2 separate regions of the Homo sapiens genome follow, and region 2 is linked to region 1. Evidence: read pairs that join two places in POLR2A ChIA-PET (ENCODE). Cell type or tissue: B cell. All regions are shown on one strand. Each heading gives the region's core, and the rest is flanking DNA. Links, peaks and the distances in the headings are about the cores only. Region 1 overlaps DTX1 (deltex E3 ubiquitin ligase 1). Region 2 overlaps TPCN1 (two pore segment channel 1).

Evidence for each region. Peaks named below come from ENCODE experiments on the same cell type or tissue, not always from the same donor. Only the 100,000 strongest peaks of a DNase experiment are listed, where the experiment ranks them.
Region 2: POLR2A ChIA-PET joins it to region 1 with 11 read pairs; 3 of 35 experiments call an interaction of 5 or more read pairs at or near these places.

What each region holds. Positions count from the first base shown.
Region 1 is chr12:113,090,031-113,104,826 of GRCh38, forward strand. DTX1 (deltex E3 ubiquitin ligase 1) reads left to right here. Exons shown (of 10, transcript NM_004416.3): 4 at 3,132-3,193; 5 at 3,509-3,670; 6 at 4,008-4,069; 7 at 4,759-4,917; 8 at 5,012-5,173; 9 at 5,295-5,384; 10 at 6,685-7,995. The coding sequence ends at 6,909. RASAL1 (RAS protein activator like 1) reads right to left here. Exons shown (of 21, transcript NM_001301202.2): 17 at 14,131-14,268; 18 at 13,916-14,051; 19 at 11,859-11,979; 20 at 10,598-10,650; 21 at 9,248-10,038. The coding sequence ends at 9,899. Among named protein-coding and RNA genes, the nearest start is that of RASAL1, 38 kb to the right of the region's middle. RefSeq lists a silencer at 3,338-3,387 and enhancers at 7,462-8,003, 8,220-8,479. In B cell, for the core only: a CTCF peak has its summit at 8,474 (motif pointing left); a DNase peak (open chromatin) is centred at 8,491; H3K27ac peaks cover 1,427 bases.
Region 2 is chr12:113,223,391-113,238,186 of GRCh38, forward strand. TPCN1 (two pore segment channel 1) reads left to right here. Exons shown (of 28, transcript NM_017901.6): 2 at 3,338-3,574. The coding sequence starts at 3,463. Among named protein-coding and RNA genes, the nearest start is that of TPCN1, 9.3 kb to the left of the region's middle. RefSeq lists a silencer at 1-68, enhancers at 6,512-6,861, 6,932-6,981, 8,098-8,648, 9,717-9,826, 9,847-9,986 and 3 more and a cis regulatory region at 9,994. In B cell, for the core only: CTCF peaks have their summits at 10,009 (motif pointing left) and 10,211; DNase peaks (open chromatin) are centred at 5,989, 6,621 and 9,991; H3K4me3 peaks cover 997 bases; H3K27ac peaks cover 6,134 bases.

The DNA.
Region 1 (14,796 bases), core at 3,646-11,645:
GCTGTGATGGATTAGTGATGTCTGCCACAGGCAGGAGACCAACCAGTGGTGGTATGCATGCTCAATATTTTTCTTTCCACCCAATTTATAGGTAGTCCTGGAGAAAAAAAGAGATACTTTCTTCTTGTGAGGCAGAAAGGAAGAAAGAGGGGTGAGGCAGACCTAGACTTAACCAGGTTGTCTGCACTAGAGGTGCTTGAAGAATGGGCAGGAAAGAGGAAAAGCTTGAGGGAAATGCCTCTATGCATTCCTATAAAAGTATAGAGAGGGAGGAAGTTAGAGTGGTGACAGCTGCCCCCCTGAGGAAGGCCCTGGAGGATTATGACAGACCCTGAGAAGGGTCAAATGAATACTCAGTGCCCCTCTTCCTGGGGCCCCCCCGCAGGGTGCCCGACAAGAAAATCAAGACACCTCCACTCTCATCCCTGCGCCAAATGATGAGCTTTACATGTTTTAGCACATTTAACTTTCACAGGACTCTATCCCCATTACAGGTGGGGAAACTGAGGCACAGTGCTTTCTTCCCACCTCCACTGACCAGGTCCTGGGGGACCCAGGGTACCCGCCATCCCATCCTGCCTCCCTCGGGAGCTGTGTTCATTGACTTCCATCACACCGGCGCCTCCTCAAGGGGCTCAATCCAGATGTCTGCTCCAGACCTCTCCACAGCCCTCAGAGGGGTCTGGGATGGGAGTCCTGGCCACGTGATACTATCCTGTATAGCCGAGCAGCCACCAAGTGGGTGTGTGTGCGCTGCACCTGTGTGCATGTGTGATTGTGCCTCTGCATGTGTGCAGGTGTGGGCCTCCCAGGCTGAGTGTCTGTGTGTCAGTGTCAGGAGGTGTGGGTCAGAGCATGTGCGCATGTGTCCTCGTGTGCAGTGAGTCAGCGTGTCCTCCTGCGCCCCCATGCATGATGTGAATCAGTACGCACGAGTACTTCCCCACAGGCGGTGCGGAATCGTGTGTCCGCGTGTGGACGGCAGGCCGTTCTGCAGGCTGCAGCGCGCCGGGGGCTTGTAGGGCTGAGCGCATGCTCCTCTGGGTTTGCTGCCCACCTTACCCAGCTCTGTGCAGCTGGGGAGAGGGGCGGCAGTAGCAGGTGCGGTACTGGTCTACATGAGCCACCGACTCTTGTCCAATGGAGTATCCTCCCAGGGGAGAGCTGTGTGTGCTTCTGTGTGTATGTGTGTGTCCCCGTGTGTGCACAAGTCTCTGTATGTAGGTGTGGGGAGGCATTCCCTGGAATATGTGAGTGTGTGTGTATCTTAATCCATGTATGTTTGTGGGGGGCGTGCCCTGAAGTGTGCCTGTGTGTATCCATGTATATGTTCATGGTGTGCATTCCCTAGTGTGTGCGGTATGTTCCCCAAGTAGACGGATGGGGAGGGAGGCTCCCTGGTATCTGTGTGTCTGTGTGTGCATGTATCTGTGATGTACTCCCTGGGTTGTGTGTGTTTGTGTGTCTGTGTACTTAAACATGTGTGTGTAATGTGTCCCGGGGAGTATGATAAGTCTGTGTGGTCTTCTCCATGCATGTGTGTATATTTGGATCTGTGGATCTGTGTGGATGGTGTGTGCCCTGGGTGTGTATGTCTGTGTGTCTGCACCCACTGCAGCAGTACCCAAGCCTGCCAAGGGCACCATTTGCTTGAAGATGCTTTCTGGTGCCAACTGTGCCTGCCAAGGACAGGTGACCAGACAGCATTAGACAGGCTGTGACCTGAACAGGCACGGCCAGAGCCAAGGGGGCTGCTGCAGCTCCTTCTCCAGCTGTCACTGCTCCCAGCCCTTCCTGCCCCCTCTCCTGGCACATCCCCCAAGGCCTTCAGGCTGACCCCTGGATTTCAGAACACCCCTCTTCATCAGAACGTATCCAGCCTGGGTTCCATGCCCATCAACAGCAAGACACCAGTTCCCCTGCATAAACAGGTGCTGAAGTCAGGAGGACTCAGGCAGACACACTGTACACATCACCGCAAGCTCTCCTTCAGTCCTCCCAACGACTATAAGTGAGGTGTTAATATGCCTGTTTTACAGATAAGGTAACTGAGGATCAAGAAGTTAAGTGACTTGTTCAAGGTTGTCACTGCAGCAGTTTTGTGGTTTCCTCTCTAAGATGGAGAGAAGTTACACCAGGACTTAGTGCCTGGGAAGCAAAGAGGTGAAATTACTCGGCCAGGATTGCACAGCTGACAGTGATGATACCGATGGCTGTGCTTTTAGTAGCTGTTAGGTACCAGGAACTGTGCTTGGCCCTTGACACATATAATTTCACGGAATCCTCACAGCAGATTAAAAAAAAAAAAAGGTACCATATTGTCCCCATTTTACAGACCACCCCTTACAAGAGATGAGATGATGTGCTGTGTGTCGCCCAGCTCATTAGTGGTTGAACTGAGATATGAAAGCAGCTCTGGCTGACTCCAAAAGCCAAAGCTCTTTTGAGGGCCAGAGGAAGAGGAGAGTCAGGATACCTTTTCCTAGGGGCTCTTCATTTGAAGAGAGGATAGTACCTTGTCACAGAAACTGACATCAGTAAATATTCCAGAAGAGAAAAAAAATTCATCACCAAATGCTTTTGAAAACCTGGACTTATCATTGTTAATGATATGTTCTTACGCAGGGCTTGTCAGAGCCTTTAATATGCTCAGATATGTTGTGAATTTCAGAGAGGGAGACAGTGACGTGTTCCTAACTTACTTGATTCCTGAATCCTTCTTTCCTGGAACGTTTTATGGAAATTAATAATGCTACATCTAACAAGCTTTGAGAGATGTTAAAATAGCTACACCACTAGTAGTTGGGTTTCAGGCACAGCGGCCAACGAAAGGAGCCCTCAGAGCCAAAGCGCCCTCTCGAGGGAGGAGCCGGCTGTAGGGTAAGGAGGTGTCTGCACTAAAGTCTAAGGGTGCATCCCATTGGAACCTGGGCGGAGGTCCTGGCCACCCCCGCCCCATAATAGGATGTCAGAGTAGAAAGAGAGTTTCCTGGAGGTAACTGCAGTTGGCAGAGAGGTACAAAGAGGCCAGGGTGTGTGGCCCAGGAGCCAGAGACAGAAGGCAAGCCAGGTCCCCTGACGTCGCTTCGGGGGCTGGAGTCCAGCTGCGGCCTCTTCTCTTCTCCCCGCAGGGTCCCCGCACTCCCGGTGAAGAACTTGAATGGTACTGGGCCGGTCCATCCGGCCCTGGCAGGTGAGGTCTGGCCCAGGGCGGGAAAGAAGGGCGGGGCCCACTAGGAGGCAGCTCCGCCTGTCACCCGGTGACCCCGCCCCCGAGATGGGCTGGTGAGCGTGGCCCGGAGGAAACGCCCCCTTCCACTGGGCCCAGGACACAGGGCGGGCGTGGCCCGCAGAAAGGCCCTTCAGGGGCCTTCAAGGGGCTGAGTGGGTGGGGCCCAAGAGCGCAACCCTCCCACCCACCCGAGGGCCCCGGGATTCCCAGGGCCAGTGGTCGGGGGTTTGGGCGGGGATGGCGCCCCGCCCTGTGACTGCGCCCCCTAACCCCCAGGGATGACCGGGATACTGCTGTGCGCGGCCGGGCTGCCCGTGTGCCTGACGCGGGCCCCCAAGCCCATCCTGCACCCGCCGCCCGTGAGCAAGAGCGACGTGAAGCCCGTGCCTGGCGTGCCCGGGGTGTGCCGCAAGACCAAGAAGAAGCACCTTAAAAAGAGTACGCCCTCCACGCCCTGCCTCACACGAGATGAACCCCACTAAGCCTTGACCACAACTCTGTGACCCCTGGTCTCCAACTTATTCTTAGCATTTACTACCTCACCTCCATTGCCTGATCTCAGCTCCCCTTGCCCTGGCCCCATCTTTCACCAGCTCCTGTTACAGCTAACCTCCAGCAACCCCTGACCTCTGACCCTGGCCAACCCTTGCCAGCCTGACCCCGGCCAACCCTTGCCAGCCTGACCCCTGCCCTCTGACCCCTGACCCAGTTCTGAGCCAAGCCTTCGGGGACAGACTCTGGGTACCCTCAAACCCACCCCGCTGTGTCCCTGCAGGTAAGAATCCCGAGGATGTGGTTCGAAGATACATGCAGAAGGTGAAAAACCCACCTGATGAGGTGAGGAGGGGATGGGGGGGCTGGGGGAGGGCCCTGGCATGGAGGGGGCAGGAACCCTCACCCCTCCTCCTGGGTTCTGGGTGATACAGAGCTCTTCTAGTTTGTTCCTTTCTTCACTTTATGAGGTTTTTTGATGAATAGAAATACTTACGTTTAATAGACTCACATTTATCCATCTTTTGATGATTGAGTTTTTGTGTCATTTTCACCCATATTTTCCACTAAATGTTTTTAAGTTTTGCTTTTGATAGTTAAGCCCTTAATTCACCTGGGGGGTGGTGAGGGGAGCCATCTTCCTCTGTGATATATCAGAATTCAATATATGGGAAGGGGCTGGGTGCAGTGGCTCATCCCTGTAGTTCCAGCTACGTAGGAGGCTGAGGCAGGAGGATCTCTTGAGCCCAGGAGTTTGACTCTGCAGTGAGCTATGATTGCACTGCTGCACTTCAGCCTGGGCAACAGAGCCTGTCTCTTAATAAAAATAAATAAATAAAATAAATAAAATAACGAAGAAGAAGAAAAGAAAATAAAACAATGTATGGGGCAGAGGGTGTGTCCTGTCTCCCTTTGCCAAATGGGTACCAGAGAGAGTGTGGTCTGCTGCCTATGGTGACCCACCAAGGGGCAGTGCTGACCCAGTAGGTGCCCTGCCCTCCCCAGTCCTCAGTCTCCCCTGCTGCCACCTGCAGGACTGCACCATCTGCATGGAGCGACTGGTCACAGCATCAGGCTACGAGGGCGTGCTTCGGCACAAGGGCGTGCGGCCTGAGCTCGTGGGCCGCCTGGGCCGCTGTGGCCACATGTACCACCTGCTGTGCCTCGTGGCCATGTACTCCAATGGCAACAAGGTGGGTTGGGCGGGACAATGGCTGAGGAGTGGGCAGGGAACGGAGTGGGGTTTGGGGGGGTGCTGGGAACTCACTGCCAGCCTCCCCTGCCCAGGATGGCAGCCTGCAGTGCCCCACCTGCAAGGCCATCTACGGGGAGAAGACGGGTACGCAGCCGCCTGGGAAGATGGAGTTCCACCTCATCCCCCACTCGCTGCCCGGCTTCCCTGATACCCAGACCATCCGCATCGTCTATGACATCCCCACAGGCATCCAGGTGGGCTCCCCTTCCGCCTCTCTGGCCCCCAGCCCCCACACCCCTCCAACTCCTCCAGATGCTTCTCCACCCTGCCACCACCTGTTCATGGTCTAAATCCCTGTACTGTCCCTCTCTGCAGGGCCCTGAGCACCCCAACCCCGGGAAGAAGTTCACCGCAAGAGGATTCCCTCGCCACTGCTATCTACCCAACAACGAGAAAGGCCGGAAGGTGGGTGCCCAGCCGTGAGGGCATGGGAGATAGGCACAGGCAGGGGCTCCAGCAACCACTGGCCTGGGCCTGTGGTCCCCATCATTCCCAATCCCTGCTCTCACATTCCTCCCAAAAGCAGCACCCGAACAGTAACGACCACAGCCACCTCCTTCACACATCTTATCTCGTTTCCTGAGCCACTGAGGTCAAGATCCTGACCCCATTTTATAGACAAAGACACAAGGCTTCAGAAAGGGCAAGTCACTTGACTGTGGTCACAGAGAAACTAAGTGGCGGAGCTGGGATTTGAGCCCAGGCAGTCCAAGCTGTCACCACCACCCTACAGGTTGTCTGATTTGACTTTCTGCTTTTCAAGAGCACCAAGAAATCCAGATTTTCATGGGAAATCTCTAGGCTTTTGAATGTTAGTAACTAATTTACAAGTGGCTCTTTAATATAGTGTGGAGTCCAAACTAAATAGAGCAGAGAGCTGCCAGATGCTTTCTTCACCCCAGAAAAAAACAGGCAGGGCCGGGTGTGGTGGCTCATGCCTCTAATCCCAGCACTTTGGGAGGCTAAGGCGGGCAGATCACGAGATCAGGAGTTTGAGACCAGCCTGGACAACATGGTGAAACCCCGTCTCTACTAAAAATACAAAAATTATCCGGAGTGGTGGAGTGCGCCTGTAGTCCCAGCTACCTGGGAGGCTGAGGCAGGAGAATTGCTTGAACTCAGGAAGCAGAGGTTGCACTGAGTCGAGATCACCCCACTGCACTCCAGCCTGGGTGACAGAGCAAGACTCCATCACAAAAAAAAAAACAGGCAGGCCAAGCGCAGTGGTGCACACCTGTAATCCCTGCACTTGGGGAGGCCGAGGTGGGAGGATCACTTGAGGCCAGGAGTTTGAGACCAATCTGGGCAACATAGTGAGACTTGGAGAGGCTGATGTGGGACGATTGTTGGAGCCCAGGAGTTCGAGGCTGCAGTGAGCTCTGGTTGCACTGCTGCACTCCAGCCTGAGCAACACAGCAAGACTCTGCCTCAAAAAAAAAAAAAAAAAAAAAAAGAAAAAGAAAAAAAAGAAAAGGAAAGAAAAGAAAAGAAAAAACAAACATAAGTAACTTGGAAAGAGCTTTTACTGGAAGTTCAGGAAATACAAATGCAAAGGAAATGGCCAAGCCAGCAGTACGTAGTTGGTGCTAATGGACGAAGCCATAAGGTAGCCATGATGTGGCAGGGGAGGGAGGGAGGCTGAGGCTGGTGGGCTGGAAGCTGCCTGTGACCTCCTCCCGGCCCCACTGTGTCCCTGTCCCCCCAGGTGCTGCGGCTGCTCATCACGGCCTGGGAGAGAAGACTCATCTTCACTATCGGCACGTCCAACACCACGGGCGAGTCGGACACCGTGGTGTGGAACGAGATCCACCACAAGACCGAGTTTGGATCCAACCTCACGGGCCACGGCTACCCGGACGCTAGCTACCTAGACAACGTGCTGGCTGAGCTCACAGCCCAGGGCGTATCCGAGGCTGCAGCCAAGGCTTGAGGCCCAAGGCTGCCCACCTTCCCTCCTGCTTTGCCCCTGGTCCGGCAAATGCCTCCTTCGCCAGGTGTGTCCTGGTAGCCCAGGTTCAGGGCTGGGGAGGAGCCTGCGGAAGGGGCCGCAGCCATTCAGGGGACCTGCCTGGTGGCAGCTGGGATGAAGAGAGATGGCATGTCAGGCTGGCCCCGAATCATAGCTCCCTGAGAGGGCCAAGCAGAGAGTACTGGAAACCTCCCTACCAAAAAGACAGAGACCCGCCCCCTCACACACAAACACACATGTCCTGTTGAACTCATGCACGCACACCCACGTGCCTGTACTTGCCCCCAGGCTGGAAGAGAAGAGACAGAAAGACCCCATGACCCCCCCATGTGGATCCCCATCTGTGTCTCAGTTGCATCTGTACAGCCTTGTCTGCAAACTGGAGGATGCGGGGCAAGCCCTTAGGGGCCTGCCAGGGCTCGGGGGGCAAAGAGGGACTCGGGAAACTCAGTGTACCCCAGATGCCTCACCCATTCCGTGTCATCACCCATGTCTGCCACCCACTGATTGGGCAATTGTGGGCCCATGGGGTGGAAGCCCCCAGATGACTGAGCAGTTCTACAAAAGAATGGCCAGCACGAGCGGGGACTAGAGGGTCCTGATTTTGTGTCTGTGCCTCTTCATCTCTCTGGACTCTGATCTCCTTCTCCCTTCCCATCTCCAGGCCTTCTGTCTGTCCCAGATAAAGGCGCTGTTCTCCCATCCTCCCTACCCCATCCTCTCCACCAAATCGCTCCCAATTTTGAGAGCCAAAGGCTGGCGCTTCTGACTTCAGGAGCGAAAGGAGGAGGCCTAGTTTGGGCCGATGTATTTTAAAGCAGAGTGGACAGCAGAGAGTCAATTTCCCTTTCGTTGGGAGTGGGCAGTGGGGTGGCTAATTGTCTTCGGCCAACCAGGGGCCTGTTGCCCAGGCAACTCACCAGCTCCGCCTCTGCTGATTGGCTGCCACGGTGGGAGTCAGCCAAGATTTAAAGGGATGCCAGCGATTGCTCTTTTCAAAACCTACCAGTCCCACTGTGGGTGGAGAAATAAATGGTCTTTCTCCTCCTCGCCTGGTCTTTTCCTGCCAAGAGAGGGGTGGGTGGCTCTGTTCCTGGGGGCTGCAGTCAGCCCCGTTGGGGAGTGATGGCTTGCAAGAGAATGACTTCAGGGTCCTTGCCTCGGGCTGGAAGGGGTGGGGGCGGTGAAGCAGTGGCAGACCCTCCTAGTCCTAGTCTCCAAGAATGCAGAGGTGAAAGTGCCCTTCTCTTTCACAAGAGCACAAGGCAATGCACACATCTGCTCCCTGGCACAATGACAAGAAACAAGGAACTCAGGTGCAGAGCTGGGAGCCTCGAGGGAAATACGGAGGAGCTGGGAGACACTGTGATCAGCTCATCAGGATCTCAGAGCTTGTCAGGACCCTGTCCTTGGGGAGGAGGGTCAGGTTCTAACTAGGGAAAAACAGGGATGGACCCCAGCCTTAAATCAGCCTCTCTGCAACATGCCAGGACGCCCCTGTAGTTCTGGTGGATGCTGCGGCTTCGGGCAACCCCTGCTGGCCACCCTCGGGATAGCGCCGTGTCTTTCCTGGTCCACTTGATCCCCTGCCAGGTAGGCTTTGGTTTCTGTCCCACCCCCTAGTGACACAACACCGGAAACGAGTCCTTGGAGGCCCTTCCAGTTCTGCCAGTCACATGTTCCCAAACATTTGTACTCCGTGGTTCATTCTCAGACAAAACCTCAACCCAAACTCTGGCATATAAAATTGCAAGCCAGGCACTGACTCACACCTGTAATCCCAGCAACTAAGGAGGCCGAAGCGGGAGGCTCATTTGACGCCAGGAGCTTGAGACCAGCCTGGGCAACATAGTGAGACCCCCCATCTCTACAAAAATTTAAAAATTAGCCAGGCGTGATGGCTTGCACCTGTAGTCGCAGCTGCTCTGGAGGCTAACGTGGGAGGATCACTGAAGTCCAGAAGTTTGAGGGTGCACTGACCTATGATCATGCCACTGTACTGCAGCCTGGGCAACAGAGTGAGACCCCCAACTCTAAAAACAAAATAAAATAAAATTGCCCATTCCCCAGGCCTGTGGTCCTCAAAGCTGATACTCATCCAAATGACCTACGGAATCTGTTAAATAACCCTGATTCTTGCCTTCATATACCCTCAGATTCTGAGTCAGTAGCTGGCTGGGCCTCAGAAATCTGCATTTCTAGCAGACATTCTAGCGGGTGGTCTTTGGCCCACAGTCAGAGAAACTCCTCCCTTGTTCTTGAACTACCTCATTGGAATCCAGTTTGAAAACCACACATCTAGACTTTCCCTCCTCTTTTTATACAGGGTAATCTGAGACCCAGAGAGAGATAAACAGCCTGGCCCAAGGTCTCCCAGGCTCCAAGGGTCTGAGTTTGGCACACTGGACCCCCACCCAGCCTTGGTTCTTCCTGAGGGCACCTGATTCTGGAAGCTTGTGGTTGGAGTCCTAGGCCAAGGGCAGGGTACAGAAGAATCAGTGAGGTTATAGGGATTAGCAGACATGAAAACAGGAAGGAGTGAGGCCATTTAGTGCCCATCTGGGGCAACAACATCACATGGGCATCAGGAATTCAGGTCCAGCTGTATCCAGCAGCTCAGGGCCAGGCTGGCCTCCTTGGTATGGATAGAGGCCAGTTTGGTGAAGTAGAGACCCCAGTCTCAGTCAAATAAGTCAGGTTCCTTATCCTATCCACTCCAGTCTGAATCAAGCCAGAGGGCAAGTTTCACTCAGTGCAAGGCTGGCCCCTGCCAAAGGGCTTCCATGCCCTGAGTTCTGGACTCAAGGCACACAGGACTAGGCACGTCTCTGGGAGCCTCCAAACCACAGAATCAAAGAGGTCCAAGGAGACAGGAGACTCCCGGGGCAGGATGCGCTGAAGAGGGCCCCCTGGCTCTTGCTCCTCCTTCCGGGCTAGCTCTGGCATTTCCTTAGGGGCCAAGGGGGCCCAGGGCCGCCTTCCCTCGCTCCTGCTGCTGGAACTCCTCGTGGGCACGATCCAGGTCTGCGAGCACCTCCAGCAGGCGGGCAGTTGCTGCTCTTTGCCGGGCCAGGACCTCAGGACAGGCCCCTAGGAGGGAGACAAGAGGCCACAGGGGCTCAGCCAGTCCAGGGCAGGCTGCTGTAACCCGGACCCAATGGTTTCTCATGCTGAAGATGTGCCTTGTGCCCTGAGAACCCTAAAATCCTTGAGAATCCCCACACACAGCCCTGTGGCCTGATAATGGACTGGAAACAGGAGGACACAGGAGACAGTGGGGAAGTGCCTGCGAAGAAAAAGGGACCTCCTTAACCCCTTAGCTTCTTTTTTTGGGGGTGGAGGCAGAGTCTTGCTGTGTTGCCCAGGGTGCAGTGCAGTAGCATGATCTCAGCTCATTGCAACCTCCACCTCCTGGGCTCAAGCAATTCTCATGCCTCAGCCTCCCCAGTAGCTGGGATCACAGGTGTGCACCACCACGCCCGGCTAATTTTTAAATTTTTAGTAGAGACAGGGTTTCACCATGTTGGCCAAGCTGATCTCGAACTCCTGACCTCAAGTGATCCACCCACCTCGGCCTCCCAAAGTGCTGGGATTACAGGTGTGAGCCACTGCACCCAGCCTTTACCTTCTGAGGTACAGGAGCCCTTACCTGTGTCTGCCTCCAGAGTTGTATCCATGTTAGAATCCTCCAGTAATTTCAGCCTGGAAGGTAAGAGGGAGAAAGACAAGTCTGGTCCCTGATTCCCATTCCTGCTTCCTACCCCAGAAATTCTCTGAGAAATTAGTTTTCCTGAACCATCACCATCACCATCTACCATCATCATCATCATCATCTACACAGCAAACATTTCTAGAGTGCCAGATACTATTCTAAACCTTTTACATGTATTAACTCATTTAATTATCATGACAAACTCATATGAGGTAGGTATTTACTATTAGCTCCATTATACAGATGATCACTGAGACACAGAGAGGTTAGGTAACTTGCTTAAGGTCACACAGCATCAGCAGCAGCATCATTATCACTTATTGAAAGCTAACTATCTGGCCAGGCACCTACAAAGTGCTCTACCTGTATTAGCTCATTTGATCCTCAGGACAACCCACGAGGTCGCCACCATTATTATCCCCCTTTTCCAGATGCACTGGTTGGGTGCAGTGGCTCATGCCTGTAATCCCTGCACTTTGAGAGGGCAAGGCGAGACAGGTGGATCACTTGAAGTCAGGAACTGGAGACTAGCCTGGCCAACATGGTGAAACCCCGTCTCTACTAAAAATACAAAAACTAGTCAGGCGTGGTGGCAAGTGCCTGTAATCCTGGCTATGTGGGAGGCTGAAGCAAGAGAATCGCTTGAACCCAGGAGGCAGAGGTTGCAGTGAGCCAAGATCATGCCACTGCACTCCAGCCTGGGCAACAGAGCCAGACTCTGTCTAAGTAAATAAATAAATAAATTTTTTTAAAAAGAGATCACACAGCTAGTAAGTGGCCAGGTCACGATTTGAACCCAGACAGGTCAGCTTCAGAACCCACTCTATAATGAGTTGGGACAAATCTCTGTCACCAAATAACAGTGATAGTGATCCTCATGCCAGGAAGGGGAAGAGATCTATCCAAGGTCATTTAGCAAGCGCAGGGGGCCAGGATTTTATGTGAATTGTGCCAGGGTCTCTGGAGCTCCAGGTATTAAAAGATCCCAAGACCCAGTTCTGCATAAGGGACCCCTCCCACTGAGGATGCTTCCCAAGCCCTGACTGTGTAGACACCCAGTCCCCACCCTGGGCCAGGCCCCCGGGGAATATCCACCAACACACATGGGAAGAATGAATAAATGGACACAGCAAGGCCACGGTGGGGGGCTGGCCTGGCTGGTCATAGGAGGTGAAGTGGGATGGGTGGGGGCACCCACCTGAGCTGGTCCCGCCCCAGGAGCAGCTGCCGATACACTGTCTGGGCCTCAGCATCAGGATCCAGTGGGTCACTCCAGTCCCCCAGGGTGACAGCTGAGTGTGTACGGCTGCAGCCGGCGGCTGAGGGAACACAGCTTCATTCATCAGTAACTCCCTCTCCCCTTCCAGAAGCCTCCACAGCCAGGCATTCGCCAAGCCGTGCTCCTTCTTCCTGTAAAATCCCTCCTCAAACCTACTACTTCTAGGCCACACACGGTGGCTCATGCCTGTAATCTCAGCACTTTTGGAGGCTGAGATGGGAGGATCACTCGAGCCCAAGAGTTCAAGACCAGCCTGGGCAACATAGTGAGACCTTGTCTCTACAAATAATTTAAAAATTACCCTTGGGTCTGGAGCGGTGGCTCACGCCTGTAATCCCAGAACTTTGGGAGGCCAAGGTGGGTGGATCACCTGAGGTCAGGAGTTTCAGACCAGCCTGGCCAATGTGGTGAAATCCCATCTCTACTAAAAATACAAAAATTAGCCAGGCGTGGTGGCTCATGCCTGTAATCTCAGCTACTTGGGAGGCTGAGGCAGGAGAATCTCTTGAACCTGGGAGGCACAGATTGCAGTGAGCTAAGATTGCACCAGTGCATTCTAGCCTGGGCAAAAGGGTGAGACTCCATCTCACACACACACAAAAATATTAGCCTCACATGGTGGCACGTCTGTGGTCCCAGCTACTTGGGAGGCTGAGGTGAGAGGACTGCTTGAGCCCAGGAGTTTGAGGCTGCAGGGAGCCATGATTGCACCACTGCACTCCAGCCTGGGCAACAGAGACTCTGTCTCAAAAACAAAAATAAAAAAACCCACTACTTCCGTTGAATCTTACATCCTCCACTCTCATCCAGCCCCACTTCTGCTCCCCAGACTCTAGCAGTAGCCTCGCCTCTCCCGGTACTCCTCCCTCATTCTAGGCTCCAGTCACACAGACCCTTTTCCATCCGTCAGCCTACCTTGTCCCAACCTCTAGGCCTTTGCTCATGACACCTGCAACACTTCCTTACCCCCATCTCCCAGTTCTGTCTCCAATGCCGCTGCTTAACTTCTGCTCTACTCAGGTCACATTTAAGCAGCACCTCCTCCAGGAAGCCCTCCTTGAGTCCCCATCCTGAGGCTGGGTCAGAGGCATCCACTGGAATCTCAAACGTCTCATCTTGGCACTTATAACATTGTATTACATTGTTATACATTGTAATACATCATTATATATTGTATATACATTGTTAATAACAATGTCATTATTTTATATATTATTTTATATATATTTTATATATATTATATATTATTTTATATAATAACAATGTTATTATTTACAATGTTATACATTGTAATACATTGTTATACATTGTATATACATTGTTAATAACAATGTATAACATTGTATTAACAAAAGGCCGGGCACGGTGGCTCAGGCCTGTAATCCCAACACTTTGGGAGGCCGAGGAGGGCTTATCACCTGAGGTCAGGAGTTCGAGACCAGCCTGACCAACATGGGGAAACCCCGTCCCTACTAAAAATACAAAAATTAGCTGGGTGCAGTGGTACGCACCTATAAACCCAGCTAGTCAGGAGGCTGAGGCAGGAGAATCGCTTGAACCCGGGAGGCAGAGGTTGCAGTGAGCCGAGGTTGTGCCACTGCACTCCAGCCTGGGCAATAGAGTGAGACTCTGTCTCAAAAAAAAAAAAAATTATTGGGTTATGCACTCATCTTTCTTGAGAACAAGCTCATGATGTTTGAGTACCACTGGATGCTGGCACCTAGTGAGTACTTTAGAAATAACACGTCGCATACGCCAAGCAGCGTCCTATGCTCTTTGTGTAAATCAAGTCATTTAATTATCACAACTCCACGAGATAGGCACTGTTATCAACCTCATTTCACAGTTGAGGAGACTGAGGCATAGAGAGGTTGAGTAACTTGCCCAAGGTTGCACAGCCAGCCCAGGCGGAAGTGGGACACCCGCTGATTGACGGGTGGGGAGGGCGGAGCCTGCAGTCCGCCCTGCCCCCTCACCTGAGCGCTCAGCCTGGAGGCAGCAGGTCCAGCGCGCGCTGCGGAAGGCACCGGGGTGGCAGGCGGCCAGCTTGTTCGGGTTGGGGGCGCTGGCCTTGCGCAAGGCCGAGAGCCACTGGTTGAGCTCATTCACATTCTGCAGCGGGTGGGAGGCGATCAGGGGGCGGGTGGGAACAGAGGGACGCCCCCCGCTCCCCATCGCGGTGGGGTCTCACCTTGCACTGGAGGTAGGTGGTGTGCAGCGCCCCCGTGCCGTCCTGCGTCACCACCTGCATCACGTGGGGCAGTTGGAAGGCGCCCTCGTCTACGCGCTCCACGGCGCGGATGTGAGACACGGGGATGGAGTGACACATCTGGGGAAGAGGATTGTCGCTGCAGGATGGGCTGGGGGCTAGGGCCGGGGTGGGGACACCTTCCGTCTGGTTGTGTGCAGCAGGTGGAGTCAGTTCCCAGCGGCGGGACATTCAACCCTGTAAGTCTGTGCTCTGTGTGCTCGTCCATCCATCCATGTGAGCTGTTCCATGAGTCCTGCCCTATCCCCTTTTATTTTTTTAATTTTTATTTATTTATTTTTTTAACAGAGTCTCGCTCTGCCGCCCAGGCTGGAGTGCAGTTGCACGAGCTGGCCTCACTGCTACCTCCGCCTCCCAGGTTCAAGCGATTCTCCTGCCTCAGCCTCCCAAGTAGCTGGGATTACAGGCGTGCACCACCGCTCCCGGCTAATTTTTGTATTTTTAGTAGAGACGGGGTTTCACTATGTTGGCCAGGCTGGTCTCGAACTCCTGGCCTCAAGTGATCTGCCCACCCCGGCCTCCCAAAGTGCTGGGATTACAGGCATGAGCCACCGTGCCCAGCCACCTCTCTAAGTGACAACTTCTCTG
Region 2 (14,796 bases), core at 3,037-11,036, 130 kb after region 1:
CTGCTGTTTGCAAGTTCAAAGGTCTGCAGTCAGATCTGCTGAGTCTTTTTTTTTTTTTTTTTGGTTCTTCTCAGCGGAAACGGGAATGTGCATAAATAGGAGCTGTAACAGGCTAGCTCGGAGTGTTTTACTTATTTAGTTATTTTTAAATTTTTAGTTTATTTATTTTTTGAGATGGAGTCTCGCTCTGTCGCCCAGGCTGGAGTGTAGTGGCGTGATCTCAGTTCACTGCAACCTCTGCCTCCTGGGTTCAAGTGATTCTCCTGCTTCAGGCTCCCCAGTAGCTGGGATTACAGGCATGCACCACCACACCTGGCTAATTTTTGTATTTTTAGTAGAGACCAGGTTTCGCCATGTTGGCCAGGCTGGTCTCAAACTCCTGACCTCAAGCGATCCACCTGCCTCGGCCTCTCAAAATGTTGGGATTACAGGCATGAGCCACCACTCCCGGCTGCTCTGAGTGTTTTAAATTGGGAGTTAAGGATGAGCACTTTTACTGTATTAAAAAATACTCACCAGTTAAAAAAAAATACTCTTTTCCCCTTCCTCGGACACCTAAATCTAAGAGAACAACTCCTATATAAAAATGATATAAAAATCATACATTTTGGAAGTATGTTTCTAACTGTTCTGAGAGGCTGCATGGTAAAGCTGAAGTGAAAGATGTATTTTAAATCTGTATATATGAGCAAGTATATATTGATGATTGAAGCTAGGTGCTGCCTAAATACATGGCCCAGACTTTGAGGAATTATAGTGTAATGGCTGGGAATACAGGTTTGGAGTCACACCGTAGAGCTGAAAGCTTGGCTTTTATTTAGCTGTGGGTCCTTGGGCAGGATACGTAATCTGTCTGTGCCTGAAATACCCACCACACCCATCCTGTAATGGGGGGATAATAAGCCTGCCTATCTCATGGGGCTATTAAGAATTTTCAGTTAACTTTTACTTATGAAGTGCTAGTAGGGTCCCTCATACATAGTACGCACTCATTGAGTATTAACTATTATTATTATTACTATTTTGAGACGAGTCTCGCTCTGTCGCCCAGGCTGGAGTGCAGTGGTGCAATCTCGGCTCACTGCAAGCTCCGCCTCCCGGGTTCACGCCTTTCTCCTGCCTCAACCTCCTGAGCAGCTGGGACTACAGGCGTCTGCCACCACGCCCGGCTAATTTTTTGTATTTTTAGTAGAGACGGGGTTTCACCATGTTAGCCAGGATGGTCTTGATCTCCTGACCTCGTGATCCGCCCGCCTCGGCCTCCCAAAGTGCTGGGATTACAGGCATGAGCCACCGCGCCTGGCCGCATATTAACTATTATTTTAATGGTTGTATTTTTTTGTCATTTAATTTAATTAAATTAATTTATTTATTTATTTGAGGTGGAATCTGGCTCTGTCGCCCAGGCTGCAGTGCAGTGCACCATCTCGGCTCACTGCAACCTCTGCCTCCTGGGTTCAAGTGATTCTCCTGCCTCAGCCTACAGAGTAGCTGGGATTACAGGCGCAAGCCACCACACCCAGCTAATTTTTGTATCTTTAATAGAGGCGGGGTTTCTTCATTTTGGCCAGGCTGGTCTTGAACTCCTGAGCTCAAGTGATCCACCCGTCTCTGCCTCCCAAAGTGCTGGGATTACAGTTGTAAGCCACCGTGCCCAGCCTTTTATTTTACTTTATTTTTTAGAGACAGGGTCTCACTCTGTTGTCCAGGCTGGACTGCAGTGGTGTGATCATAGCTCACTATAACCTCCAACTCCTGGGATCAAGTGTTTCCGTCACCTCAGCCTCCCAAGCAGCTAGGCCTACAGGCATATGCCATCATACCCAGCTAATTTAAAATTTTTTATTTTGTAGAGATGGAGTCTTGCTACATTGCCCAGGCTGGTCTTGAACTGCTAGGCTCAAGCAGTTCTCCCACCTTGACCTCCCAAAGCGCTGAGATTACAGGTGGGAGCCACTGTGCCCAGCCTATTTTTTTCTTTGAAGTCTTTACAAAACTTACAAATAAATGTAAAGAGAAGTGGAGGTAGGACATATTGGCCCTAATGTCACTCTCCAGACAGAATTACCCTTAACTTTTCAGTATTTGTTCTTGCAGGGTTCCCTCCCTCCGTATTTTAATGCTATTATACTGTAATAATGCTTTTATTCTGTTTTTATTTATTTATTTATCTTTATTTTATTTTTTTGAGACAGAGTCTCGCCCTGTCACCCAGGCTGGATGGCTCTATCTCGGTTCACTGCAACCTCTGCCTTCCGGGTTCAAGCGATTCTCCTGCCTCAGCTTCTTGAGTAGCTGGGATTACCGGCACGTGCCACCCCGCCCAGCTAATTTTTTGAATTTTTGGTAGAGATGGGTTTTCACCATGTTGGCCAGGCTGCTCTCAAACTCCTGACCTCAGGATCCGCCCGCCTCGGCCTCCCAAAGTGCTGGGATTACAGGTGTCAGCCACTGTGCCCGGCCTAATTCTTTTATTTTTTAAGAGACAGGATTTCACTCTGTTGCCCAAGCCAGAGTGCAGTGGTGCAGTCATAGCTCACTGTAGCCTTGAACTCCTGGGCTCAAGTGAGCCTTCTGAGTAGCTGGGACTACAGGTGTGCCACCTGCCCAGCTAATTTTATTTATTTATTTATTTTTGTATGTTAAATATTTATTTTATTTTTTTCTGTGTGTATGCTTACCCAACCAGCTTTTTTTTTTTTTAATTTTTTATAGAGACAAGGTCTTGCTATATTGCCCAGGCTGATCTCAAATTCCTGGCCTTAATTGATCTTCCCACCACAGCCTTCCAAAATGCTGGGGTTACAGATGTGAGCCACCCCACCGGCCAATTTTTTTAAAAATTGAGTTTTAATTTACCATTTTATTATTTTTTAAATTAAGATATAATTTACCATTTTATTATTTATTTTGAGACAAGGTCTCTGTCACTTAAGCTGGAGTGCAGTGGCATGATCTCTGCTCACTGCAGCTTCCACCTCCTGGGTTTAAGCAATTCTCATGCCTCAGTTACCCGAGTACCTGGGATTACAGGCACCTACCACCAAGCCCAGCTAATTTTCTGTATTTTTAGTAGAGATGGGGTTTTGCTATGTTGGCCAGGCTGGTCTTGAACTCCTGGCTCAAGTGACCCACCCACCTTGGCCTCCCAAAGTGCTGGGATTATAGGTGTGAGCCACCGCGCCTGGCCCTAGTTCACCATTTTAAAGAGTATACTTGAGTGGTTTTTATTCACGAGGTTGTGCAACCATCACCACTATCTAATTTCAGAATAGATTCATCAGTCATGGCTGTATTTTAATAATTATCTTTTATTTTTTTAATTCCCAAACCCTAGAAGATGCCTCTAATGGAGGAGTTTCTGAGCAGCACCCCTGGCCCAGTGGCTTTGAAAGGGAGCTCAAACCAGAGACTATTTCAAGCCCTGGATATCATATCCTGAGGGCCACAGGAGAAGAGAACATGGCTGTGAGTTTGGATGACGACGTGCCGCTCATCCTGACCTTGGATGAGGGTGGCAGTGCCCCACTGGCTCCCTCCAACGGCCTGGGCCAAGAAGAGCTACCTAGCAAAAGTAAGATGGTGGGGTGGGCTGGGGGGACCCCAGCTTTTCTGTTTCAGAGGCTGAGAGGTGATAAGCGCTTTGTGGTCTGATAGTAGGGGTGTGTAACTTGTTGCCTGGCCCCACATTTGAGCCCCAAGTTCTGATACAGAAACTACTCCTGGGAGGCTGTGTGTTTCTCCTTCCACACCCCCAGCTTGGCAGTGTTTCTGGGGGCCTAGCTGCCCCTCTTGGTGCCCTCGCTACCTTCTCCACTGCCTGCCTTGCACCTGAGGTACCTTGGCCTGCCTGTGGATGCTTGGTGGGGACCTCAGGCCAACCTACTTTGGCTGCCTTCCCTGCCCCATTCCTTGTTAAAAAAAGAAACAGATTTCAACACCAGCCTCCGTCTGTCCCCATCTGAAACCGTTGGCAGGAAAGCAGCACTGCCCGCGTCTCTTTGCTCCATCTCAGTCCCTTCTTGCCCAGGACAGCGGGGAAGAGGGCGAGTGTTTTGTCATGATCCATTGATTTGAGGGCTTGGGGTTTTGCTTTGTCTTCCTCTGAACCAAAGCCTAGCACAAAGTGAACCCAAGTGCGGCAAGGAGCTTTAAATTTTTTAAATTTTAAGTGTGTTTCTGGCAGAATGAGAGGCCTTGAAAACCTTTCTGGTTCTCATCCCGAAGCCATTTGTTTCAGTTGCTCAGGCCTTGGGCTCAGGAGAGGCTTAAAATAACTCGCCTTTTCTGGAGGGTCCTAAGACATCAGGAAGCAGTGCTTTAGGGTCTGCTTAGCAAATGGATGTTCCACCGTCTCCCAGTGCTCCCCAGTCAGGGCAGAGATGTTTGGGGCCAAGGAGAGACGAGCCAGGCTCTCCCGTCTCATTTGTCCAGGGAGAATTCAGTTGAGTTGCAGGGAGTTTGGTGGCCTCCCCTGGGAACTGATGAAGGAGAGCAGTGTTTCCAGGGATGTGAGTGTGGTGGGGAGCCCTGGCTGCCTAGAAACAGGCCTCTCTTTGCTTCACTGTGTTCACCCTCATCTAGGGTGGCAGAGCTGGATTGCCCAGAAGGATTCGAACATAAACTTGATTTTTCCCCAAGTGCCACTCAGGGATGAGAAAGCAGTGGCTCTGATTTCAGACTATCTGTTTTCTTTCTGAAATCCCTTTGCAAGGCTAGGCAGTATTATCCCTATTTACAGAGGAGGAAACTATGGGTCAGAGAGGTCAAGTAACTTGTCTGAAGTCACACAGCCAGGAAATGGTTGAGCAGAGATTTGAACCCAGCATCATCTGACTCCAGAATTCCTTCCCCTTCTCCTCTTCCTTCTTTTACTTCTTCAGCTGCTCCTCCCTCTCCTTTTTTCTTCATCACCCTTAATAAATGTGAGCACAGGCCAGGCGTGGTGGCCCCCACCTTTAATCACAGCACTTTGGGAGGCCAAGGCAGGAAGATCACTTGAGCCCAGTGACTTTGAGTTCAAGACCAACCTGGGCAACATAGCGAGACCTCGGCTGTACAAAAAAATTAAAAACTTAGCTGGGTATGGTGGTGCATGCCTGTAGTCCCAGCTACTCAGGAGGCTGAGGTGGGAGGATTGCTTGAGCCCAGGAAGGTTGCAGTGGGCTATGACTGCACCACTGCACTCCAGCCTGGGCAACAGAGCAAGACCCTGTCTCAAAAAAATAAAAGGTGAGTACAGACCTTTAGCATTTATATTATCTCCTCATATAACCTCAATATAGGGTTGTTATTATTATCTGTATTTTACAGAGGAGGAGACAGGCTCAGAGAGGTTAAGTGACTTGTCCAAGGTCACACAGCTAGTAAGCAGTAAAGCCTGTCTTTCCTCCCACACCACAGTGGAAGGCGCTTTGGGGAAAGGGATGAAAGTGATTGTGGCTCAGTTTCAGCTTTAGAGAGGAATGCTGCCTAGTGAGGGAGGGTGGTTGGCCTACTAAGGGTGTGGCTTGTGTCTGGAAATAGCCAGGCTTAAGATTCTAAATGGGAATCCTGGCTGTCATCGTGAGTGTCACTTTTAAGTCCCTCCAACGTGCCTGACCTGATGGTGGGGTGTCCAGCTTTCCTGTGGGATGAAAGGGGCAAGAGAGCAACCCAGTCCTGTGTCAAGATCAGGCTTTGAATGTTGATGAATAGGAAATAGGCCAGAGACACAATAAGACTCCCCTTGGCTAGGCCACTAGCAAGGCTGCTTTTATCTTGGCAAAGTCAGTGGCTTGCTTTGGTTTGTTTCTCAAGAATAAAGAAATGTATAACTAACTGCTGGGGTCCAGGGACATTGTTTTTCCTGTACAGCACATTAGTATCTTAGTTTCTTCTCTCAGCTTCTTACTGGGTCATTTTTTAAAACCTCAATGACTTGTGGGTGTAATTCACCAAGCCTGGCTGGGAAGAAGGGTAGGACCTGTGCAAGTAAACAAGAGTTTTCAGAGGAGGCCTGCTCTGCCTTAGCATAGTAGGCCTTTGATATTTCATGCTTGGATTTTGGCCTTGACCTTCTACCCCAGCGTCCCCCTGTCCCTGCTGTCTGAGGAGCAGTCCTTCAGTCCTTTTTTTTGAGACAGTCTCGTTCTGCTACCCAGGCTAGAGTGCAGTGGCACAATCTCGGCTCATTGCAACCTCCGCCTCCCGTGTTCAAGCAATTCTCCTGCCTCAGCCTCCCAAGTAGCTGGGATTACAGGCGTGAGCCACTACACCCAGCTAATTTTTTTGTATTTTTAGTGGAGACGGGGGTTTTACCATGTTGGCCAGGCTGGTCTCGAACTGTTGGCCTCAAGTGATCCACCTGCCTCGGCCTCCCAAAGTGCTAGGATTATAGGCGTGAGCCACCACACCCGGCCCTGAGCAGTCCATCTAAAACACAAGCCCAACCTGGTTGTTGCCTTGTTTTAAAGCTTCCTGGGACTTTCCCATCCCTCTATGGGGGTTGGGGAGGGCAAGCTCTTCAGCTGGCAACGAAGCCTTGCGTGTTCTAGTGCCTTCTTGCTTGACCAGTCCCATTTCCTGCCTCAGTCCACAGCATCATACTGCATTTAGTTCGGTGAATCCCCTGTGCATTCTTAAACCTTTCCACCTTGCTGGCAAGTCAGTCTAGAATCCCTTTCTCAGCCTCTTGTTTGCTCGTGGCCTCCAGTTCTGTCTTGAAAATCCTGCTGATAACACCATCTCTTTGAAGCCTTCACTGAACTTCCCCTTCCTGACAGAGCTAATTACTCACTACCCTTTTCTGCTTCGGTATCTTGATTAGGCTTCCATTATTACAAGTAGATTATAGTGGGGTAATTACACATTTAACCATCTGATCACCTACTAGGCCCTGAGATCCATTCATCTTTTTTTTTTTTTTTTTTTTTTTGAGGTGGAGTATCACTCTGTCACCCAGGCTGGAGTGCAGTGGCACCATCTCAGTTCACTGCAACCTCCACCTCCCAGGTTCAAGTGATCCTCCCACCTCAGCAGCTGAGACTACAGGCATGTGTCACCACGCCCAGCTAATTTTTTGTATTTTCAGTAGAGCCTCTTTCCTTGGCTCCCAAATGGTTACCTTTTTGCTGTGTCCCCACGTGATTGTCCCTGAGTCTGTGTGTCTGTCCTCTTCTGATAAAGACACCAGTCCTATTGGATTAGAGCTCATCCATATGACCTTGTTTTATCTTAGTCACCTTTAAAGGCCCTTTCTCCAAACACAGTCACATTCTTTCACCATGTTGGCCAGGCTGATCTCAAATTCCTGACCTCGAGTGATCTATCCGCCTTGGCCTCCTGAAGCGCTGGGATTACAGGCATGAGCCACCATGCCTGGCCCATCCATTTGTCTTTGTATCACATAGCTCAGTGCCCACAATATGCAGGTACTCAACAAATAGTGGTCAGAATCAACGTACTTGGATTTCTGGGGCCTCGCAGCCCATGGGAGTGGCAGTGTAAGGGCCCGAGTTAGAGGTGGGCAGCCTCCCTCCTGCCGCCTCTCCTCACCATTGCTTTGAGTCCCATTGCTCTCAGCACAGCTGAGTGTCCTGGTGGCTGCCATCACTGACCTTTGTCTTTGGTTGCTGTAAACCTTTGAAGTACTAAGGAGTTGGCAGAATGCAGATGCAGGCCATCCGCGGAGTTGGCAACGACATGAGCATGGGCTACTGGGAACGAAGCAAGCTTTCTAAGGCTGAGTCACCATCAAGCCTGGCCTTTGTTTTGGCCCAGCAGCCGCTGAGGCCTTCTCAGCACTGTACCTCCACGCTCCATGTCTGGTTGGGCACCCCTAACAAAACACCATGGACTGGTGGCTTAAATGACAGAAATCTAATTTCTCACAGGTCTGGAGGCTGGAAGTCCAAGACCAAGGTGTCAGCAGGTTTGGTTTCTTGCGAAGCCTCTTTCCTTGGCTCGCAAATGGTTATCTTCTTGCTGTGTCCCCACATGATTGTCCCTGAGTCTGTGTGTCTGTCCTCTTCAGATAAGGACACCAGTCCTATTGGATTAGGGCTCATCCATATGACCTTGTTTTACCTTAATCACCTTTAAAGGCCCTTTCTCCAAAGACAGTCACATTCTGAGCTACTGGGGGTTAGGACTTCAGCCTATGAATTTGAGGGGGACACAGTTCAGGCCATCACACTCCTACCCATTCTTCAGAGGCAGGGACTGAGGAATCTGGCTGTGCTGCCTGTGACCTTTAACCCTATGTGAGGGCCTTATCCCTGCAGGAAACTGGAGGGTTTGGGTTTTTCTCCTTATATGGGCAATTGTGGATTTAATCCAAGACTCAGACATCTTTGGGCTCTAAGTGCGGCTGCTGCAGTGCTAATGAATGACTCACAGGCAGCATGGTGTCAGGTTGATAAAGGAGGCAGGTATGAGCAGAGGTATTTAAAGCCTGGAAACTAGGAATAACCTTGAAAACAGTCAGCGGGGCCACTGTTAGAGCAGTGTAGAGACAGACCACAGTCCACACCGCGTGACAGGCGGTGGTCTCACCCACCACATTCAGGGAATCAGGACGAGTCTGAATGTAGTGGGCAGTCCAAGGAATTTCCCAGGGTAACTCTGGTCACACTCAGCTCTGCCTTCTCCCTGCCTTTAAAGCCAGCTGCTGCCTAAGATGGGCTGGACCATGTGCCTTTTCTGAGTGAAGGAAGGATTGGGCTCGCGGGGGCTGGCTGAGGTCTGAGCAGGATGCTCCGTCTCTGCTTTGGTGCCGGGTTGTTTATGGTTTTCAGGTGACAGGTCCTGCAGCTAAGGCCCAAGGTCACAGCGCAGAGAGCTGACCTCTCCCTCCTTCACGCCGATGCCTGGCACATCATCTGGAGTTCCCTAGGACACAGTGCAGCCTCAGCAATGTGGAGGATCCCTGCCCCCTGGCAGGGGCCCCCATGTGGCACCCTGGTCCCCTTTTCAGGGTCTTCATGCAGCCAGGGCGAGTTGGCACCAGGCTCAGTCAAGGTGGGCCAGAGCTGTTGGCCGCAGGGCCGCCGTAGCCAGGAGGAGTTGGGAGAGATCCTCGCCGGCTGGCACCAGAGAAGAATACACCCCGAGGTGTGCGCTCCATCACTGATGTCTGTGCCGTGGCTCTGCCTCTGACCAGATGGCCCCAGCATACTTGCCAAAGAGTGAAGAAGCCCAAGGGGCTTGCACAGCTTTTGTCACTTGTGATACCATGGTGAGTGGAGTGGTTGAGCTGAGTATAGTGCTTAGCTGCTCTAAGCCTCAGCCTGCTCATCTGTAGAATGTGACCATGATGGCATCTACCAGTAGAGTCGTCATGGGGGATTGAGTGAGAGCATGTGTGTGATCACATGGTCAGTGCTCAGCCGGTCATAGGCATTATTATCATGGCAGAAACTGGGCTTCCTTGGAATATCCTCCATGAGCAGAGGTCCTGAACCCAGGCCACGATTCAGATCCTTCTTGCCTCACTCCTGGCACAGCAGGTGGCCCCTGCCAAGCTGGGACGCCTCCGTGTAGCAGCTGGAGACCAAGCAGCAATTAGATTTTCACAGGCTCCCACCGAGCTTGGGCATTTGGCTCCGCTGGAGTCATTCCCCTGGCTTTTTCAGGGCCTCACCAAGGCAGAGCGTCGGGTGTCACCAGACCAGCAGTGGTGCCAATTAAAATGAGTAAGCATCCAGCATGCTGGGCGAGAGCCTTGCAGCCGAGCCTTGGAGCTTTCACTTCCTCAGCCCTCCACATCTTCATGGGGGGGATCCTGTCTGTTGCCTCAGGCCCCCTGCCATGAGATGCCATCTCTTCCCGTCCCCCTTTCCCGCACACAAGACGCTGCCGCTCTAAATGGCAGTCGTGGCAGCTGGGTGCAGGCTGAAGCACCTGCCACTCTCCTCCCCACTCGCCTGGGGGAGGGCTGAGTTCACGTTTCCTCTGAGAGCGCTTCATGAGCCAGAACCGTGAACTTCTCAGCTTCCCCATCGGGGAGGCAATATGGGAGGGCTTGGATGGCTCACAGCAGCGTGCCGCTGGGGGCATCAGGTTGCAGTGCCCTCTGCGGGGAGGTTTCAAATGACAGCAAGGTAGCCCAGGAACAAACCTGGAGTGACGTCAATCTTGAGACAGCCCCCACGCCGCCTTCCTGCTCCAGGAGCCCTGGGTGGCTCTCCATTCTTGCCCTTGGCTAGAGTGAATCCTCTGGTTCGGACATCCTCTGACTGTCACCCTTCTCCCCGCAGTCAGGTATGCCTGGGGAGAGGATGTGCCTGGGTCAGGGTATGTGCAGTCATAATCATGGCCTGTGGGTGTTGAGCCCTCGCCGTGTGTCAGGCGGTATCCAAAGCACTTTTGTGCTGCTATCATTTGGTCCTCCCTCCCAGCAGATTTGGGGGGCCGTTACTTTCAATATCATCTCAAAGAAGAGGAAACGGAGGCTCTCAGAGGTTGAAACTTATCCAAGGTCACAAAGACACTTTGACTTCCTTTGAACCCATGTCTAGTGACTCCAGAACCAGTCTCTTACCTAGTATGCCCCCCTCCGTGAGGTAGAGCTCTGTGGAAGAGGTAGCATTTTAGGCTGAATTTCTTTGTTTCCCAAAAGGAAGTTGGTTTCTATCTTTATCCTTTTTTTAAATTAAACTTTTATTTCCTCCAAGGCAATTATTCTAAATGGAGTTCCATACCTAGAGCTCCCTTTCATATTGTAAAAATAGCACAACTGATGGCGTTTCATGGTGAAGCTGTGTTGGATCATCCCAGAGAAGCTCCGAGACAGGGCAAGTGAACACCAGACCACAAAGGACAGCTACAGTGTCACCATCTGTGGAAACTAGGCTTTTCCCCCATGCACGCCTTTTCCTGATTCTTCCTCTGCATAGAGACATTTGGCTACTTTTTCCATCATGGTGGTTAGAACAAGAAAATTTGGGCGGAAAATGGGAGTTCTCAGGAGCCAAGATTTGGGCCTGGGAAAGGAAGGATGAAGAGGAGCAGTTTGGAGCGGGGCATGAGGTTAGACTCTCAAGGCCAGGTGGGCTTGCTGAGGGCAGTGATCCTCTGAGGTTGTTGACTCCCAGTGGCAGGTGACCCCTTATCAGGACTTGCCTGGTAGAAGTCCCTGGACTGAGCCAGATAACTAAATTGGGACCATTGGTGCTTGTGTTGCCTTTTGTACCGGGTACCCTTTACGCCTTGTTTGCTTTTTGTTGGAGATATTTATCTCCTTGTAAAAAGTGCAGTTCTTTCCCTACCCCAGTCATGAGGCTCTGGCTCAGAGGAGGTACAAGATTGTAGCAAAAAATTTGAGAGCTGGGCCACCCTGGGGCCTGCCGGACCAGGGGCATACTGGGGCCAGTGTGCACTCTCTGAAGGGACAACTGTGATTTATTCTGGCTAATCATTGTCGTGTAGGATCACAGGCTGATTGCTAGCACATTTGCCAGTTTTTCAAAAGAAATTAGAACCTATATTTTTAATCAAAAGTCTTTTGATTTGTAAATAGTGGCAACCAATTCATATATGTCTTCAATGTATAGTGAAATCTGGTCAGTAGGCTGCCCCTGCTCTCTCTGACGTAGAACATACCGATTCACCCTTTGTTTTCTGTTCAGAGCAGACTACTTCAAATTAAGGAAAAGAGTACAAAACCAACAACAAACTCTCCATGGCCCTTGAGGTTATCTTCCTCTTCCAGTGGCTTCCAGTGGGAATCAGAACAGGTCAGGCAGTCTCCTCTTTGCCACTAAATGCTTTGCCCAAAGAAAGACCAGATTTCATTTGGCTTTGGGATCAAAGCTGGGGCTGGAGGGTGGAGGTGTCAAGCCAGGCCAGGCAAAGGGAGATTTGAAGCCAGAGCAGGTGGGCGCATCTCCCAGGAAACCCTGCATCATTCTTTCCTGGTGATTCTTTCCTTCTTTGTTATGGTTCACATGAGTCTATGGAGTGCTCATTCTACATTCTCCGTTCTTATCTTCATCCTATGCAACTTTAGACCGCTACTGTTTTTTAAAAGTGATTTGATTTGGGCTGTAACCTTTTTTTATTGTTGTTAGCTTTGACTTTGAAATGTGTAATAAAGATTCAAGTGAGCATTAGAAGTTTTTTTAAAAGTAGTGGTTTAAAAAAAAAAAAAAGAAAAAAGTGATTTAATAGCTGGTCTTCTTTTTTCCTTAAATCGTCACTTTCTTGTCAACTGAAAAACTAAGTCGAGTTACTAAAATGGCCGCACATTTAGGACTTAGAACAGCTGCCCTGGAAGTTAGAAGAAGTGCGTCAAGTATAGTTACAGCTTGGTCTGGTTGGCAGTGAGATGAGTATAGAACATGCTGCTTTTGTGGTGTATAACTCTAGAAGGGTTTAGGGGAGGTGGACATGGCTTCCCAAGAAGGTGGAAGATGGGGGCAGGAGGAGATGGCGTGCTTCCTCTTGGTGAGGGGTTGGGGTAGCATCCAGATTGGCTTTAGAGATCGGATTAAGCTTGAGTGTGCTGAGTGTCTAAGGAGATGAACAGGAAGTGAAAGATTCTCCCAGAAGAAAGGAATAGGGGAGGAAAGGTATACATGTGCTGGAGTGGGTGGCATCTGAGTCAGAGGGTTGGGGAGAAAGGTTAGATCCAAATCTTGAGGGTCTCCTTGCCTGCACTCCTAGAGCCATACTGAAGAGGAGCTGGACCTTCATCCTGGGGTGGCGGAAAAGCCCCGGGCACTTTAAGCAGGGGAATGACCATTGTTTTTCAGGGTAGTGTCTGAACATTCATTCATGCTGCCCTGGCAAGAGCAGTTGGCAATGATGGCAAGACCGGGCAGTGTGGAGGTGGCCCAGGGACACGGGGTGCCTACTGTGTTTTGCCTGAACTGTGTTTTAAGAGGCTGCATAACCAAGCAGTTGCTGTGCACGTACAGCTTGGCATCTGAGTCTCCCACCCCCCGGCACCCCATGTTTGTTACCTGCCTGGTGCCTGTAGGCATTTGAGTTTGTAGCCCCTGGTTGAATTCTGACGGTACAGCCCTTTGGCTGGACACCATGCAGCTCAGCCAGGGGAGTAGCAGAAGATCAACTATGGACAGGTGTGACTTAGGAAGAGGTGGAGTTTGGGGTGCTGGGGAGAGGGACCGAACATCCCAGGGAGGGGAAATGGCATAGGCTGAAGTAAGGAGGGGGGTTGCAGTGAGTCGAGATTGTCACTGCACTCCAGCCTGCCTGGGTGACAGAGCAAGACCCTGTCTCAAAAAGAAAAAAAAAAAAAGAAGTAGGAACTCTTCTGAGACCCACACCCTGGACGGGGCCAGAGACTAGCATGCTGGGGGCAGATTGGATTTGGGTGTGGTTACATGCACTCTGGGGTCAGACCCACTGAGTTTGAATCCAGCCCTGACTTCTCCTGCTGGGACTTTGGGCAGATGATGTAACCTCTCTAAGCTTTGATTTCCTCATCCGTAAAATGACACTAATATTAGTATTACCTTTTAGGACTGTTCTGAGGTTTATACAAGATAGCATGCCTCACACAACTAGCACAGTGCCTGGCTTATACAGAATGAGCATTGGGTGGATGTCAGCCATTATAATTAGGGTCAGGGGTCAGAGCAGGCATATCTGTTTTACAGAGTGCCTAAAATGCTGATGGCAGGAGTTTGGACCTGGTTGAGTTGGGCATGGGAGCTGCTAAATGTGTTTGGGCCAGAAAGCAAGTGATGACAGAGCATCTTCCTGCTGACATCTTGCCAGCTCGGGATGCTGTCTCTAGCCAACTTGATAAGCCCTGAGCTTAGAAACCCTGGGGTGGGTCAGCCCTGAATAGGGGTTACTTTTCCCTCTGGAGATTGAGAGGTGGATGGAGAGGAAACTGCCAGGCTATTCTGCAGTAGTAGGAGCCGGATTTGGCATTTTTCTCTCTGTGTCTGTCTCCCTGACCAGTCACTGAACTTCCCCAGGTCCCAGAAGCTCAGCTCAGTAGCTCAGTTCCTACTTCTTTTTTTTTTTTCTTGAGTTAGAGTCTTGCTCTGTTGCCCAGGCTGCAGTGCAGTGGCACAGTCTCGGCTCACTGCAACCTCCGCCTTCCGGGTTCAAGCAATTCTAGTGCCCCAGCCTCCCCAGTAGCTGGGATTACAGGTGTGCACCACCGCACCCTGTTAATTTTTTTGTATTTTTAGTAGAGACGGGGTTTCACCACATTGGCCAGGCTGGTCTCAAACTCCTGACCTCAAGTGATCTGCCCACCTCGGCCTCCCAAGGTGCTGGGATTACAGGCGTGAGCCACCATGCCTGGCCAGTCCCTACTTCTTAAGAGGCACTCAGGAAGCATCTGGACAATGCTGAACAGATGAGGACTTTCATAGGCTCACCTGGCCTGGGGTCTGGCCCAGGAGGGTGCTCTTTGATGAGAAACATCCCAGCGGTATTGGGCATGGAGGAAGCAGCTAGTGAAAGAAAAGCAGAGCTGATGGGAGGAAGATGTTTGACTGTGCCCAGCCCTGCCACATATCTCCCACTTTGCCCTCCCTAATCCCACCACACCCAGCTCTTAGGATCAGAAAGTACGTTGAAGTTCCAGGGCCACTCTCCTGAATAAAAAGTGTGGCTTCTGTTTCCGGCAGATAAGTTCCTGCTTTGTTCCAGTGCACTGACACAGTCCCCTGAACAACCCATCTTGGGTTGATCAGGAAGTTCTTAGTCTGTTCAGATGGCAGCCTACCTCTCATTTTATCATCCTCCTTCACGATAAAGCCCTGATGTTCTGCCTTTCCCACTTAGTGGAGAAACCTATCCTCATAGCCACACTTCCGGTATTGAGGAATT